Linked DNA regions of Homo sapiens: region 1 is linked to region 2. The links are chromatin contacts, found by Hi-C or POLR2A ChIA-PET in ENCODE. All regions are on one chromosome and are shown on one strand. Each heading gives the region's core, a stretch centred on a gene start or an enhancer-like site at or near the end of the contact. The rest is flanking DNA. Distances are from core to core; before and after follow the strand shown. Region 1 overlaps LINC02225 (long intergenic non-protein coding RNA 2225). Region 2 has its middle 83 kb from the start of LINC02225.

Evidence for each region. Hi-C counts contacts between places; a loop is a spot of excess contacts on that map. ChIA-PET counts read pairs that join two places held with the same protein, here RNA polymerase II (POLR2A). Pooled maps may share reads with other maps.
Region 1: a map of PC-9 shows a loop between it and region 2 (5-fold over the local background). The contact joins two enhancer-like sites. A Hi-C loop is called at or near these places in 3 of 168 maps with a recorded cell type or tissue (PC-3, PC-9 and mammary epithelial cell) and 3 of 50 pooled maps. POLR2A ChIA-PET finds 5 or more read pairs at or near these places in 3 of 52 experiments (BJ, HEK293 and RWPE1).

What each region holds. Positions count from the first base shown.
Region 1 is chr5:57,887,952-57,891,185 of GRCh38, forward strand. LINC02225 (long intergenic non-protein coding RNA 2225) reads right to left here. Exons shown (of 3, transcript NR_109900.1): 3 at 2,380-2,475. Among named protein-coding and RNA genes, the nearest start is that of LINC02225, 9.6 kb to the right of the region's middle. Within about 2 kb of position 1,685, at least 6 of the 41 ENCODE cell types and tissues checked have a DNase peak (open chromatin) inside an H3K27ac peak, as active enhancers do; they include PC-3, PC-9 and mammary epithelial cell, where a contact is called at or near this core.
Region 2 is chr5:57,814,801-57,818,206 of GRCh38, forward strand. No RefSeq gene overlaps it. Among named protein-coding and RNA genes, the nearest start is that of LINC02225, 83 kb to the right of the region's middle. Within about 2 kb of position 1,456, at least 4 of the 41 ENCODE cell types and tissues checked have a DNase peak (open chromatin) inside an H3K27ac peak, as active enhancers do; they include PC-3, PC-9 and mammary epithelial cell, where a contact is called at or near this core.

The DNA of each region.
Region 1 (3,234 bases), core at 435-2,934, 73 kb after region 2:
TTGGAAAGTGGCTGTTATCAGTTCTTCTTAACCATGTGCACTATTGTCAGGGCCCTTCCAGGCAGCCACACCTGACGAAAGCTGTGATTGCCCTAGATTTCCACTAGAGACCTCTAGCTGATCACAGGAGCCTGGAAAGCAGCTCTCATTACTGGGCGTTTCTCTAGAAGCAGCAGAGGATAAGAGTTTGCCAGTTGCCCCTGGGAGAAGGTGGACTTTACCATCAAAGGAAAATAATTCTGTATAATCTTTCTCTCTCTCATTTTTTTTTAAAGCAAATTGAGGCTTATTCAAGTAGGTATATTGTGAAACACTGAAGAGGAAATAATTTCTGTGTCTTAAAGCTATGGCATACAAAAGACAAAATAGAGATTTTTATAGATTGAAAGGCCCCTTCTCTAAGGGGCTGTTCATACTGATATTTGGAGGCCAGCCTCAATTCTCAGTGTTTGAGAGCTTCTCCTGACAGGTATGAGGGAGAATGAGTTTACTCGCAGTCTGAGAGCTTTTAGGCATTATTGTGAAGCTGAACAAAGTGCTCCCTGTGCCCCACCATGCCCCAGCCTTTTACTGCAGCCCCCTATATGTGAAGGATGGTAGCCCTCCGGGTGCATACCACCTTCAATGCCAGGCCTATAGCTGTAATCCCATGCAACAGAAACAGATGGGATACATCTGTAAGGAGAGACTGGTAGATGAAGTTTCACCGTTTTTCCAAAAACGCAAAACACATTAATCTCCATTTGCCTTTGAATAGTCTGCAGTAGAAACAGAGGACCAAAAGGGAAAATAATCTCCCCTCATTTAACCTGTGCCCCTGTGAAAAATTGTGATAGCTTGTATTTCAGAAACTGAGTGTAACTAATTTTGCCCTCTATCCATGGTCTTCACTACACAGCAGCATTAGAAAGAGAATCAAAATCGGATCAGATCAATGAATCTATAAAGCCTTTTTTGGAATGTATTGCCACCACGAGTTGATCAGTTTCTCCAGAGGCCCTCTAATACCCAGTTTTCTCTGGGGCAATTGTAGATCCTTTTGCATTCATTTTTAGGACAAATCTTGTCATTCTTTTAGGTAGACTGTCATTTGTTCATTCATTTATTCATTTGTTTTTCAAATGCCTATGCTGCTCCAGTCGCTGTGATTTGCAAAGAAAACACAAATGATGATATACAGGGCTTGAGTGGGAGTTCCTAACATTGGATCCACAGATTCCTAAAAGTGAACGACTACTTCAAGATGTCTGTAATCCTCCTAAGATGTGTGTGTGCTTTAACTATGAGAAAAATCCAAGATTTAGAACAATCTTTAAAGGGATTGATGTAAAAACTATTGTAGAGGCTGACAGTTACACGAGCAAGTAATCAGAAGACTACATTAGAATTGTCATATAGTAAAGATACAGTATGTACAGTGTCACATGAGGTCACAGGTGGAGTTTTCTCAATTGTCACTGATGACACAGGTCAGTGAAGGCTACAGAGAAGGTAGCATTTGTGTTATATGTGAAGGTTGAGTAGGAAGTGGTGAGATGACTTGAAGGGAGGGTAGACGAAAGTCAGTGTGCTCTGAGGGGCAGTTCACCTCCAGGGTCTGAGGCCACCCTGCAAGTTGGAGCATGATTGGAATTTTCTCTCCTGCAACCTGACAAATGAAGCGCGCTTTGCCATGAGTCAACTGTTACGGGAAAAGGAATTCCACAGGCATGCCCTGACTGACCACAAATGGGCGAGAGCACATGTGAGTACAGAATGCCCAAAGGTTGGTGTGGAATAATCAAAACGATTCAAATGCTTGGTGCTGTACCAGAGTTGTAGGAGGCCTAGCCTCAGCACTGTACTGCTGCTCTCACTCTCCAACCTGCACTGGAGAGGAAGGTCAACTACAGTAGGTGGAGCTCTGCACCAGGTCCAGAAAGCAGACCTTGATTCTGCAGCTGACCATCTTCCTGCTCACTTAATTCCACCAGCCTCCACTTCTGCTTCTGCACTTAACAGTTACATTTATTGAGGACCTCTATATCCCAGCCACCGTACTGGGTGAATTACCTGCCTAGTTTCATTTTATTCTCCTGACACCCTGCAAAGTAATTTTCATTTTCCAAATAGGGAAAATATACTCAGAAAATTAAAATAATGCCAAAGTAGTCATGCTGCTATAATGTGGTGATACCAAGAGAACCACAGTCTCTACTTCAATCTTGATAATTCAACTGGTTTTAAATGTCACCATCTTAAGGCTATTGATTTATCAGTGAAACAAGAGAGGTCAGTGTAATTTAACACGGTTTTGCAGAGCTAGAATACTGCATTGGGCATATATTGCTTATTTGGGAAGTTATAGATGTGAGTTTGTCTACAGGAGTGCCATATTTTGATGGTTAATGATAGTTTAATTTTAAACTTACAGGATACAGGTTAAGATTAAGCTGTTTCTTTCATGTGAGTCTCATCACTGAGATCTGATTCCACCTACAAAGGTAAGAGAATTTGAAGTAAGTAGCAACTAGTCTTCTCAGAATGTTCCAAATTGCAAAAACAAGTCTGGATTTTAATCTGAGAATTATTACTTTATCAGGATCTATCTATAAAATATACCATTTGACCATAACAAAATAAATTATAAGTTGGGTGTTTGTTTTTTTTAAGAAAAAGCACTTGATCAGCCTAATTGATAAATATTGTCTTATTCCATGGTGGGCTGTAGACAACAAAAGCAGCAAGACATTTTTTTCATATGAAGTAAAACTATGGCTTTGCATTTACAAAGAAATGTTCAATTCTTATGCTAGCATTTTAAAATCTTTTCTCATTTAAAAACATATCTAGCATATCATTGAATGTAATACTGAGTAATTTTTCTTTACATATTTTAAATTGCGTATCCAATATATTTTAGTTAACTCTACAGCAAGTGCCATAACCTAAGAAATGAACAGTCAAAAATGCAATCTTTGATAACATCTTTAGCTACTTGAATTATTTTAAATGAAGAGGGGATTTCTATATGTAGAATGCATAAAAAACCTTTAAACTGAGCAATTGTTTGCAGAACTTCATAAATACTAAAGAATTCTGGTCATTGTATTTCTTCCATATTAAAAATACACTGTAGCCATATTAAAAGATACTTCTAGCTGCTGTATTTCCTAACCTGTATATTTAAACTTGAACAGTGTATGCATTCATTATAGCATGTTATAGAACTATCTTTCTAACAAGAATATCGGT
Region 2 (3,406 bases), core at 206-2,705:
GCTAGGCTCTGTGAGTCCCTCGAATACTGAAGAGGCAGTAATTAGACAAAAGTTAAGCTCCTGGGTATTTATTTGACAGTGTGAACTACAATATCCCTTGGCAGATGAAAACTTCCTGTGAATTTATTCAACGCATTCCTAAATATTATGTACTCCCTAAGTGATATGCATTGTTTCAAATACTAGATATACGGCTGCCAACAAAATACCCAAAATTTTGCCCACATGAAATTTATCTTCTAGTGGGTGGAGAAGACCATCAACAATTTTTGGTGTTCTTACTTGTTAATGCTGCTTAGTAGCTATGAAGAGCCTGCACCAACAAGGTGGGGTTAGGGAAGGGAAACTTCAAATAATGGAACCATTACCAATGATTTTAAAGGTTGCTGTTCCTAGCACTCACTAGCCTACCACCCAAATTCTGAAAAGCCAGGAAACATATTAATCTCCCTATTATGTTGTTTTGAAAATCCTCTATGATAAAACTTTTTGTGTCTTGGTCATTCAAACAGATATAATTTATCAATTAAAGAAGCATCTCAAAAATGAATGAGAAGAATCTTGAGTCCTCTTGGTCTAGTCTTTTGTTAGATCCTTTCTTGATTTTTCAAGTGTTAGAGTCATCCAAAGGTCAATAAAATCTAACTAACTAAAAAGCAGTATCGAACATTTATTTTGATGATTCAAAACAGTGAGAAGGGCCGGGCAAGGTGGCTCACGCCTGTAATCCCAGCACCCTGGGAGGCCGAGGTGGGTGGATCACGAGGTCAGGAGATCAAGACCATCCTGGCCAACATGGTGAAATCCCGTCTCTACTAAAAATACAAAAATTAGCTAGGTGTGGTGGCACATGCCTGTAATCCTAGCTACTCGGGAGGCTGAAGCAGGAGAATCACTTGAACCAGGGAGGTGGAGGTTGCAGTGAGCCGAGATCGTACCACTGAACTCCAGCTTGGTGATAGACCGAGACTCCTCCTCAAAAAAAAAAAAAAAAAAAAAAAAAGTAGTGAGAAGGGTAAAATACCTGAAGGACACAACTTAACAGTGGTACTGGTAAAACCTGTGCAAGCTGATTAATAGACATTTCAACCTCTAGGATGACATGAAATAGCATTTTAAGGCATTATAAGAGAAGATTCAAGTTCCTATATAAGCTCATTCAATTTCATTTTATAGCTCCTGTTTGCTATTTTTCTACAAAACTATTTATATTCTAGAAAAAAACATATTTTTATTCAAGCTCTTTAAGTCAATATGAGTCTAGCTAGACCTGCTGAGTTGGTTCTTTCATAAATTTATGGTAAAAGTTCAATATATATCCTCTAGCTGTACTTCTCTTTTACTATGTATGACTGGAAAGATTCACTCTTATCTTTGAAGAATACACCTCCTACTGATTGGTCTCTTGCTGAGTGCTGTTGACTGCTCTGAAGTTGACCTCATGGTTAGCAATTCATTCTAAGGCAAATGAATCATTTCATCAGCAATAGTCATGCAACTATGAAATCTCAGTGGTGGTTTCCCTGGCCATCTCTGCCAATTACAAATACCAGGGACACTACTTGGCTGACTTCAGTCTTCACATCCAAATAAGGAGAGACAGGTCAGGTTAAAGCTGGACAGGGCTTCTGTGCATTTTATACAAAGGAAATGGGGAGGCTCTGCAGGAATTAGTCCATATGCACCTTTTCAAAGAGGCCTGGCACTACCCCCTCCCCTTCTTCAGTATTCTGTACATTCCTCAAATACAGAATGAACAGAGTGGAGCAAGTTTTACTTACCTCTCCATCTTAAATAACCACTAACATTCTCTCAAGGATCTAGGATATAAACCTGGTGCACTAATTCTCATCACAACAAATTTCTTCTTTACTTTTTCTTAATGCCTTCAGGAATAAGAGAAACCCCATAAATCAGAAAAAGCCTCATCTTTTAAGAACTACTGCTCCTTTAGAGGTGGAATTGTTTGAGTAATTGTATAATGGTGCTTGGCACTTAGTAGGAACTTAACAGATATTTGTTGATTTAATGAATAAGTGAGAAATATTTGTTAGGCTGCAGTTTTAAATGAGTACAGCTGTAGAAGGTCCAAGCTCACCAAGTCCAAGACGAGAGAATGTGGTTGGTTTGCCATTCACATGGCTGGTCTTGGTTTGGGATTTTTGTTACCTGAGGGACAGTCTCTGCTGAAAAAAAAAAACCCTAGCAGAACCAGGCTGCTACTGTGACTGAGATCATTCTTCTGTGTCTACATATTTTATATGCCAAAGGAGAGTACTTCCTTTGCCTGTCTAAGCTCCAAAACTAACCATTCCTGTCTCTAAGCTTGTCAATGCTTTCAACAGCATAGCTTGGAATGGTGCCAAAGAGATCTACAACTAGTTTGTATTCATTTGGAATTTTCAGTACCCATTTTCCAAGATAGACAAGAGATTCACAAATTTTCCGTCTCTGAAAATGCTCCTGTTTCTGCCTTGAAGGGCTGTATCATATCTAGCCTGTAAGAAACAAGAGAGGTCTGTGAAGAACAGCTTGGGGAAAAAAAAGGTGAGAATTGCCTTCCAATGCAGAATTGTATGAAGCAATCTTCACTTTTGAATCACAGTGTGCTTCATGCCAAAATTCAATAGCCACATCGAACATCAATGAGCTGAGTGTGGAATACACCTTTTCCCAAGTGATCTAATGCTTTTCCTAAGTTGACTTTTGAAGTGACACAGACTTCTGTTGCTTCATTTTTAACTTCTTTTCTTTCTTATTTTATATCTAACTTCTAGCTTTGTCCCTCAAAACTGATGTTAGTGCTTCATAAGCCAGAAACAATGGGAAAGAGGCACCTCACCGATACCAAGATGTATGATGTTGCTGTTCAGTTGAAAGGTTCGCAGGAGGTGGAAGTGTAAGTGGACTCAGTGCATGGTGTGTAACATGTTGTGAGAATTTACTCCTCTGCAGCTTTGGTATTAAAGTCTGAAGTATTGTGAATCTGTGCATCACTTGTAAAATCAACAACCATAAAGGCCATTTAAATATCCATAATATCTTTTGTCAGTAGGCAAGCCAATTGCTTATGCAAGAAGTAGATCAATTTAACCTTTTATTTGGCATACATTTTCTCAGTTTTTTTTTTTTTTTTTGGCACAGACCACAATGTTTTTATAATCAACTCTTAGCCAAAGCAGAAATTCATACAATCATATTTTGCTTTCCTGTTCAGGATTCTTTTCCTGACACATTTGTCATCTGTGACCAAGATTTGCTTTAACACCCTAGGTTGAACATTGTTCAGTGACAGATGTTCGGTTACCCTTTTAATAAGGAGGTGTTATGTGATTTCTCGGCCAGCTAGAAAAGCAGTGGTCAAAGCAGGAAATCCGATTCTTGACCTTGTTTTTTTCTTTTACTC